Regions from separate parts of the Homo sapiens genome. Here region 2 is linked to region 1. Evidence: chromatin contacts called from ENCODE Hi-C data. All regions are on one chromosome and are shown on one strand. Each heading gives the region's core, a stretch centred on a gene start or an enhancer-like site at or near the end of the contact. The rest is flanking DNA. Distances are from core to core; before and after follow the strand shown.

Region 1 (3,329 bases), core at 410-2,909:
ATCTTAAAGTCTACCATGGACTGTCTCCCAAAATGCATATACTGAAATCCTAACACCCAAGGTGATGGTGTTAGGAATGGGGGGCCTGTGGAGGTGATTAGGTCATGAGGGTGGAGCCATTGTGAATGGGATTAACGCCCTTATAAAAGGGACCTCAGAAAGCTACCTCACTTAGGGAAACAGAGCCCCCTCTTGTTATAGAGCCTGCTGCACTTAGAAGGCAGCGAGGGGTTTCAGTAACTCCTACTGTTAAAAACTCCTACTGTCTAAAACCTCTGTTATAGACATTAGGTCTACAGTGGTAATTCTGACACCTGGAGTCTAGGGCCATGTCCGTAACCAGTGCTTGTCTATCAAAGGAGGCACTGGTCCACACAACCCTAATCTCCCCCTAGTCATTTCCCATCGAGCCATGTGGCCTAATGACTACTATCTGGAGGCACCTAGTTCATGCATGTGTGTACCTGTTACTACGGGTTACCCTCTGCTAGGTAATAAGCTCTGTGAGCACAGGGTCCTTGTCTATTTTGTTCACTACTATATTCCTGATGCCTACAAAGGCCCTGGCACCTAGTAGCTGCTCAGTAAATATTTTTTGGATGGATGGATAGATGGATGGATGGATGGATGGATGGATGGATGGTGGATGGTAGCCAGTGAAAGAACACAAAATTTTGAAGCTTGGAGCCATCTAATACCATGGATCCCAGATTTTGATCTGCTCCCAACAGTGCTAAATTGAGTAATGCACAGCCCGCCGATACATTTCCTGTGATTAAATCCTATTCTTCCCTGTATGGAGTTCCAGAAGGTGTTTTTATAAGTTGGTTATATTTGGAACAAGAAGTGAAGAAATTGCTAGCCCTCATCAAGGCTGTCCATTAAGTGAGAAAAAAGCCTGTGACTGGTCTCGAATTACTTATCGAGTAATTGAAATGTGTGGGGAACCACGACAGGATATAAGACTAACGGCCACGCTATTCTGTACGTCCAAGCTTCTCTAGACATTAGCCCCTTGACCGTGAAGATCTCGCTGATTGGGCATGCGCATGTTTGCTAATCACGTGGCACAGTTTAGCCAGTTTGTGATTATTTGTGTACAAATGTCTCTATCTCACCCAAAGACAACAAAAGCCCTGCAGGTCAGGGCCTATTTATATCATCTCACACAAAGCCTTGTCAAGAGTCTCCGCTGAATGGATTCACCAATTCCAGAAGACAGGTGCCCTGTCGTTCACTTTTGAAAAATGACTCACGTGGTTCATTTATGTCCTTGGGCCTGCAGTTAATTCAATTCTAAGGCTGAAATGACTGAGGGAGGACAAGGCACACAACAGGCTTCTCAGCATAACTTGCCAAGAACAATCTCCTTACCGTGGAGAGGAAAACCCTTGAATCCTTATTGATTCTTCGGGGCCATTCGAGAGGGAAAAATAATCTTCTCACTCTTGTAGTTTCAATCTCAAAAAAGGGTTGAAGGGCTCCTATTTCCCTGTCAAACTCTGTTAAGACATTCAGGGCACTGTGCCAGCCACTGGCTTGGGACAATGAGTCTCTGTTTGCTTAGCTAAGATTAGAGAATGTGTCAACAGTCTTATCTACCACGTCATCTCTAGATCTTATTACCCTTAAGCAATGAGTGGGTTGAAAGATTAGTAGGAATGCCTAGAAGTAACTTGTTGGAAGAAACTGGTCACAGACCTGCCAAGGTTTGTCATCACTCAGCATGTCTGTGAAGTTCAAGGGAACTGTGTCTTTAATGGGACTGTCTAAAATCATCTGTAAATGAAGGCCTAAGACCAAGAGGCACATTGTCTCCATGATGCTCTGATGCCCAGCCTCTTCTCTCACTGATACCCCAAGAGTGACTCTTCGCTAGGAATTCTGCAGACGGACCAGGCTGGGTTCTTTTATACCCTAATTCAAGTCATGAGTCCTGAGTGACATCCAGTCCTCTGTGGTTCAGATGGAAAAGCGTTTGAGTGGCTCTGTTGTTCACCTCCAAAGGCATCCCTCCTTCCAGGTGACAACAGCTGGGTATTAGAAGCATGTTCTTAAAGGTCTTGCTACTCAAAGGGTTGTCCTTGGACCAGTCCTTGGTATCACATGGGAGCTTGTTCTAGATGCAAATTCATGCCTCCTTTCCTACCCAGACCCACTGAATCAGCATCTCAGAAGGCAGGGCCCAGCAACCTTTGCTTTAGTGATACCCTCAGGTAATTCTTCTGTGTGCTAAAACTCGAGCTGGATTGCTCGCAACTGTCCCCTTCTCAACCACACTTCCCAGAGGACTGGAATCTAAAGGCTGGGATGCGATGAGCAATTATTTTCTAGTCTCTACACCTGCTAAAAGAGTGTTATCCATAGGTTTCATCCTGGGATAACTGTGAAACAGCCTTGCCAGGTAAAAAGTGCTCCCTGAAGGAGGAGGAGTAAGAGTGGCAGGGACGCAGTGGTTCAGTGCTGGCACTGGGTTCTTCCTGAGTTCCTTCAGTTTCCTAGTGAGTGGTTCTGTCAGTGGAAAGGTTAGTGCAAAGTGGCTCTAACCCTAAAAAGTGAAACAGGATTCTGTTGAAGATTGCTCAATCCAGCCTACTCACTCCTTCCTGCCTCACCCCTGCCCACAGGCGCCAGGAAAGTGTTTCCTCCCAGATTTCTCTTGATACAAGAGACCTAGGGTGGTGCATTCATGAAATGAGGGAAATTCTTTTTACAGTTTTCTTTTTTCTTTTCTTTTTTTTTTTCCTGAGGCACAGTCTCACTCTGTTGCCCAGGCTGGAGTGCAGTTGGTGTGATCTCGGCTCACTGCAACCTCCACCTCTTAGGTTCAAGTGATCCTCCTGCCTCAGCCTCCCAAGTAGCTGGGATTACAGGCATGCACCATCACGCCTGGTTACTTTTTGTCTTTTTAGTAGAGACGGGGTTTCATCATGTTGGCCAGGCTGGTCTCGAACTCCTGACCTCAGGTGATCCACCCGCCTCAGCCTCCCAAAGTGCTGGGATTACAGATGTGAGCACTGTGCCCGGCCTCTATAACAATTTTAATGGGGAACTTCCCATGAGAACCTTCGGTCAAAAATCGTGTAATTGTCGTACCTTGTCTCTATTTCTTTTTGATGAGATGAATCTACCCCACTGGGTTTCAGTGGACTTAGCAGATGTGGAAGTGCCCAAGAGTGGGGTCTATGCAAAAGAAGCAGGCAAGGCTAGCAGGGACTGTTCGTTAGATGAGCAGTACATGACTTACAGATTCTCTGGGTGTCAACTCCTAGTGCTGTCTTAGGGAGAGTTAGGTGGCCCAGTTATGAGACTGATAAGGTACGGTGTGC
Region 2 (3,329 bases), core at 440-2,939, 280 kb before region 1:
CTAGCTTGGTCAACTTGTAGCTTTGTGATCTTTGGTGTCAATTAACTTCTCTGTGCCTGTTATCTGTAAAATGAGGATAATAGTTATATCTACTTCAGAATATTGTTTGGAGAATTTATTAAGATGACATATGTACAGTCCTTACAACAGTGATTGGCCCATGGTCAACAATGACTAAGGTTTAGCAATTCTTATTATAACTTGGCAGTGTGTGCTGTGAGTCTGCCTGCCAGGAATATAAACCATTTGGGATCCCTGCTCTCTTTCTCTAGCAAACCTGCAGAACACCTGCTAAATAGCTCATATAGACTGAATTATGTCTCCCCTCCCACCTCCAAATTCATATGTTGAAGTGCTAACTCCCTAATGTGACTGTATTTGGAAATAGGGTCTTCAGGCAGGTAATTAAATGAGGACATAAGGGTGGGGTGATAACCCCATAGGACTAGTGACCTTGTTAGAAGAGGAAGAGACCAGGGCTCACTCTTTCTCCATCACACACAGAGAGAAGGCCACGTGAGGACACAGTGAGAAGGTGGCCGTCTGTAAGCCAGGAAGAGAGGCCTCACCAGTAACCAACCCTAGCACTTTAATCTTGGACTTCCTGCCTCCAAAACTCTGAGAAAGTAAGGTCTGTTATTTAAGCCACCAGACTAGAGTATTTTATTATGGCAGCCCTGGGAGACTAATAGCATTATGAAATTGCATAATTTAAATATTCAGGGTGGATGTGGGGGCTCACGCCTGAAAGTTCAGCACTTTGGGAGGCTGAGGTGGGAGGATCGATTGAGCCCAGGAGTTTGAGACCAGCCTGAGCAACATAGCCTGTCTCTACTAAAAACAAAAAATTATCCGGGGTGGCAGTGTGCTTGTATTCCCAGCTACTTGGGAGACTGACCTGGGAGGATCACCTGAGCCCAGGGGAGGTCGAGGCTGCAGTGAGCCCTGATGGAGCCACTGTACTCCAGCCTGGGTGACAGATATAGACCTTGTCTCAAGAAAAAAACAAAAAACAAAACAAAAAACCTGTTGCCTTTAGAGATAAAGATGGAACTGTGGAGTCAGTATCCTCAAATTCACTCACTGATGTGAAAAGCTGTTTGGGATTTACTTCTGAATGTATTTCTCAGGTGTACAGTGTTTAGAAAATGGAATCAGGGATTATGGAAACCAAGAAAATCAGGGCCAAATGATTGCTTTTTGGAATCTTTTATCAAAGCTTTTCTAAGATCTTCATTAAATAACTAGCAAATCTGAGAGAGCACGAGATCTCAGCCCACACTGAATTTCCTAATCTCTGGGAATATAAAGTCAGATTTGGTTTCTATGTATTTTTACTCTGAAATGTAGAGAAAATGTAAAAACTTAGGCAGTAATCGTGCAAATTAAGAGTCATTCTTTAATGAATGCCTTGCGTTTGCAAACAGGCTTTACGCCTGGCAAGCTCGGACCACGTCCATCGTGGGGCGCCAGGAGATTGCTGGGCCACTGTCCCCAATTCAGGGCTGGGTCCCGGCGTCCCCGCGTTCTCCGAGTCCCTGGTCCCCGCCCCAGCCGGCGCCGGGACCCGCCCGACTCCCCGCCCCTCCCCCGCCCACGCCCCAGCCGCAGGGGGCAGGGCGGGAGGCGGGCGCCCGGCGCGTCCAGTCCCCGGGACCCTTTTAAAGCGTGGCGCGCCAGGGCCGGGCATGCCGAGCCCCGTGGCGGAGACAGCGGTGCGCTCAGCTCCCGGGAGCGGCCCGAGCAGCCGAGCGCCCAGGGCTGCCCTTCCCGGGCCGGCGGGCTCCCCGGGCTCCCCGCCGCCGCCCCGTGCGCCCCGGGAGGGCCCGGCATGCTGCGCCAGCTGCTGCTCGCCGCGCTCTGCCTGGCGGGTCCCCCAGCGCCCGCGCGCGCCTGCCAGCTGCCCTCCGAGTGGAGGCCCCTGAGCGAGGGCTGCCGCGCCGAGCTGGCCGAGACCATCGTGTACGCCAGGGTGCTGGCGCTGCACCCCGAGGCGCCCGGCCTCTACAACCACCTGCCCTGGCAGTACCACGCCGGCCAGGGGGGCCTCTTCTACTCGGCCGAGGTCGAGATGCTGTGCGACCAGGCGTGGGGCAGCATGCTGGAGGTGCCCGCCGGCTCCAGGCTCAACCTCACCGGCCTGGGCTACTTCTCGTGCCACTCCCACACCGTGGTCCAGGACTACTCCTATTTCTTCTTCCTCAGGTGAGCCCGGCGGCGCCGCCGCCACCTCTCTCTCTCTCTGCGCCACCTCCCGAGGTCGCCGTTACCTAGAGCCAGGCCGGTAACTCCCCGGGCAGCCTGTCGGTGTCAAGTGAGAATGCCCCTGGGGCGCCTACCCCTTGCCTTCTTGGATCTTTCTTGCTCCGTCTGACGTCTCTACAGACATCCTGACTACCCCTGGTTAAGGCGGTTTAAAAGACAGGGAAGGTTTCTGTGCCTTGTACACAGAAGAGCATTGCAGACAGAAGCTCAAAGCGCCCTCCAACAGTCCCTTTGACTTGGGTTTTTAAACTGGCCTCAGTGGGAGTAGATTGGGACGGTGAGAAAAACAATCTTTGAAATCAGTCTGTGGCTGGCATTTTGGCTCTGCCCTTCCTAACCGTGATTCTGAGCGCATTTCTTGACACCTTCTCAAGAACTTCCATAGCCTCACCTGTGTAAAGTGAGAGACAGGGCTGGTTGAGTGAGGAACGTAACTCATGCAAAGCACCTGGTGCAGGTTAGAAGTTGACCAGCTGTCCACTCTCTCCTCTTCCTCATTTGCTCAAATGCCAAGATGTGAATGGTGTGGAATGTAGCCCGGGATTGCTTCACTGTCTCATATCAGCTGCCAGGTTCTTTGAAATAGCAAAGGTTTACTAGGGCTTGGGGTTCTGCTGCTGGTAAAATCCTGGGTAGCAATGCTTTGAGGAGTGGAGAGGTGAACCAGGCCAGGAGGTCCTCTTTGATTATAGACCACTGGAATCTTCTGAAGTTCCATGAACTTCAGAACTTGGCCTGTGGTCAAGATGGAATGCATCTGCCTAAGAATTCAGTCAATTCTCATTGACTACTGAATTCTTCTGAAATTTGAATAGAGAGTGCCAGGTAGAACTCTAAATTCTTTGGTTAGCTTCAGTTGGAATTTGGAGAGTGATATAAAACAACTGAGAAAAACATCAAAATGGAATCTAACCTATCTATCAAGATAGTAAATTAATCCACTGTTGGGGTGATCGGTTGTAGTTCGTTTTCCCAGTCTGGGAAGTAGCACTGAGGATATTTGGAATGAGGCTGACGTGGGTCTGCAGATTCACTTTTAGCTCGCATTTCTCTGAGAAAGAAAA

What was found. A loop is a pair of places that touch in the nucleus more often than their neighbours do. Pooled maps may share reads with other maps.
Region 2: a loop to region 1 is called in a map of ascending aorta, with 2.6 times the contacts of the local background. The contact joins the promoter of CCDC3 here to the enhancer-like site in region 1. A Hi-C loop is called at or near these places in 1 of 168 maps with a recorded cell type or tissue (ascending aorta) and 7 of 50 pooled maps.

What each region holds. Positions count from the first base shown.
Region 1 is chr10:12,718,826-12,722,154 of GRCh38, reverse strand. All of the region lies in intron 3 of CAMK1D (calcium/calmodulin dependent protein kinase ID), which reads right to left. Among named protein-coding and RNA genes, the nearest start is that of MIR548Q, 4.9 kb to the left of the region's middle. Within about 2 kb of position 1,659, at least 19 of the 41 ENCODE cell types and tissues checked have a DNase peak (open chromatin) inside an H3K27ac peak, as active enhancers do; they include ascending aorta, where a contact is called at or near this core.
Region 2 is chr10:13,000,073-13,003,401 of GRCh38, reverse strand. CCDC3 (coiled-coil domain containing 3) reads left to right here and starts at 1,689. Exons shown (of 3, transcript NM_031455.4): 1 at 1,689-2,205. The coding sequence starts at 1,832. RefSeq lists enhancers at 1,559-2,059, 2,060-2,560.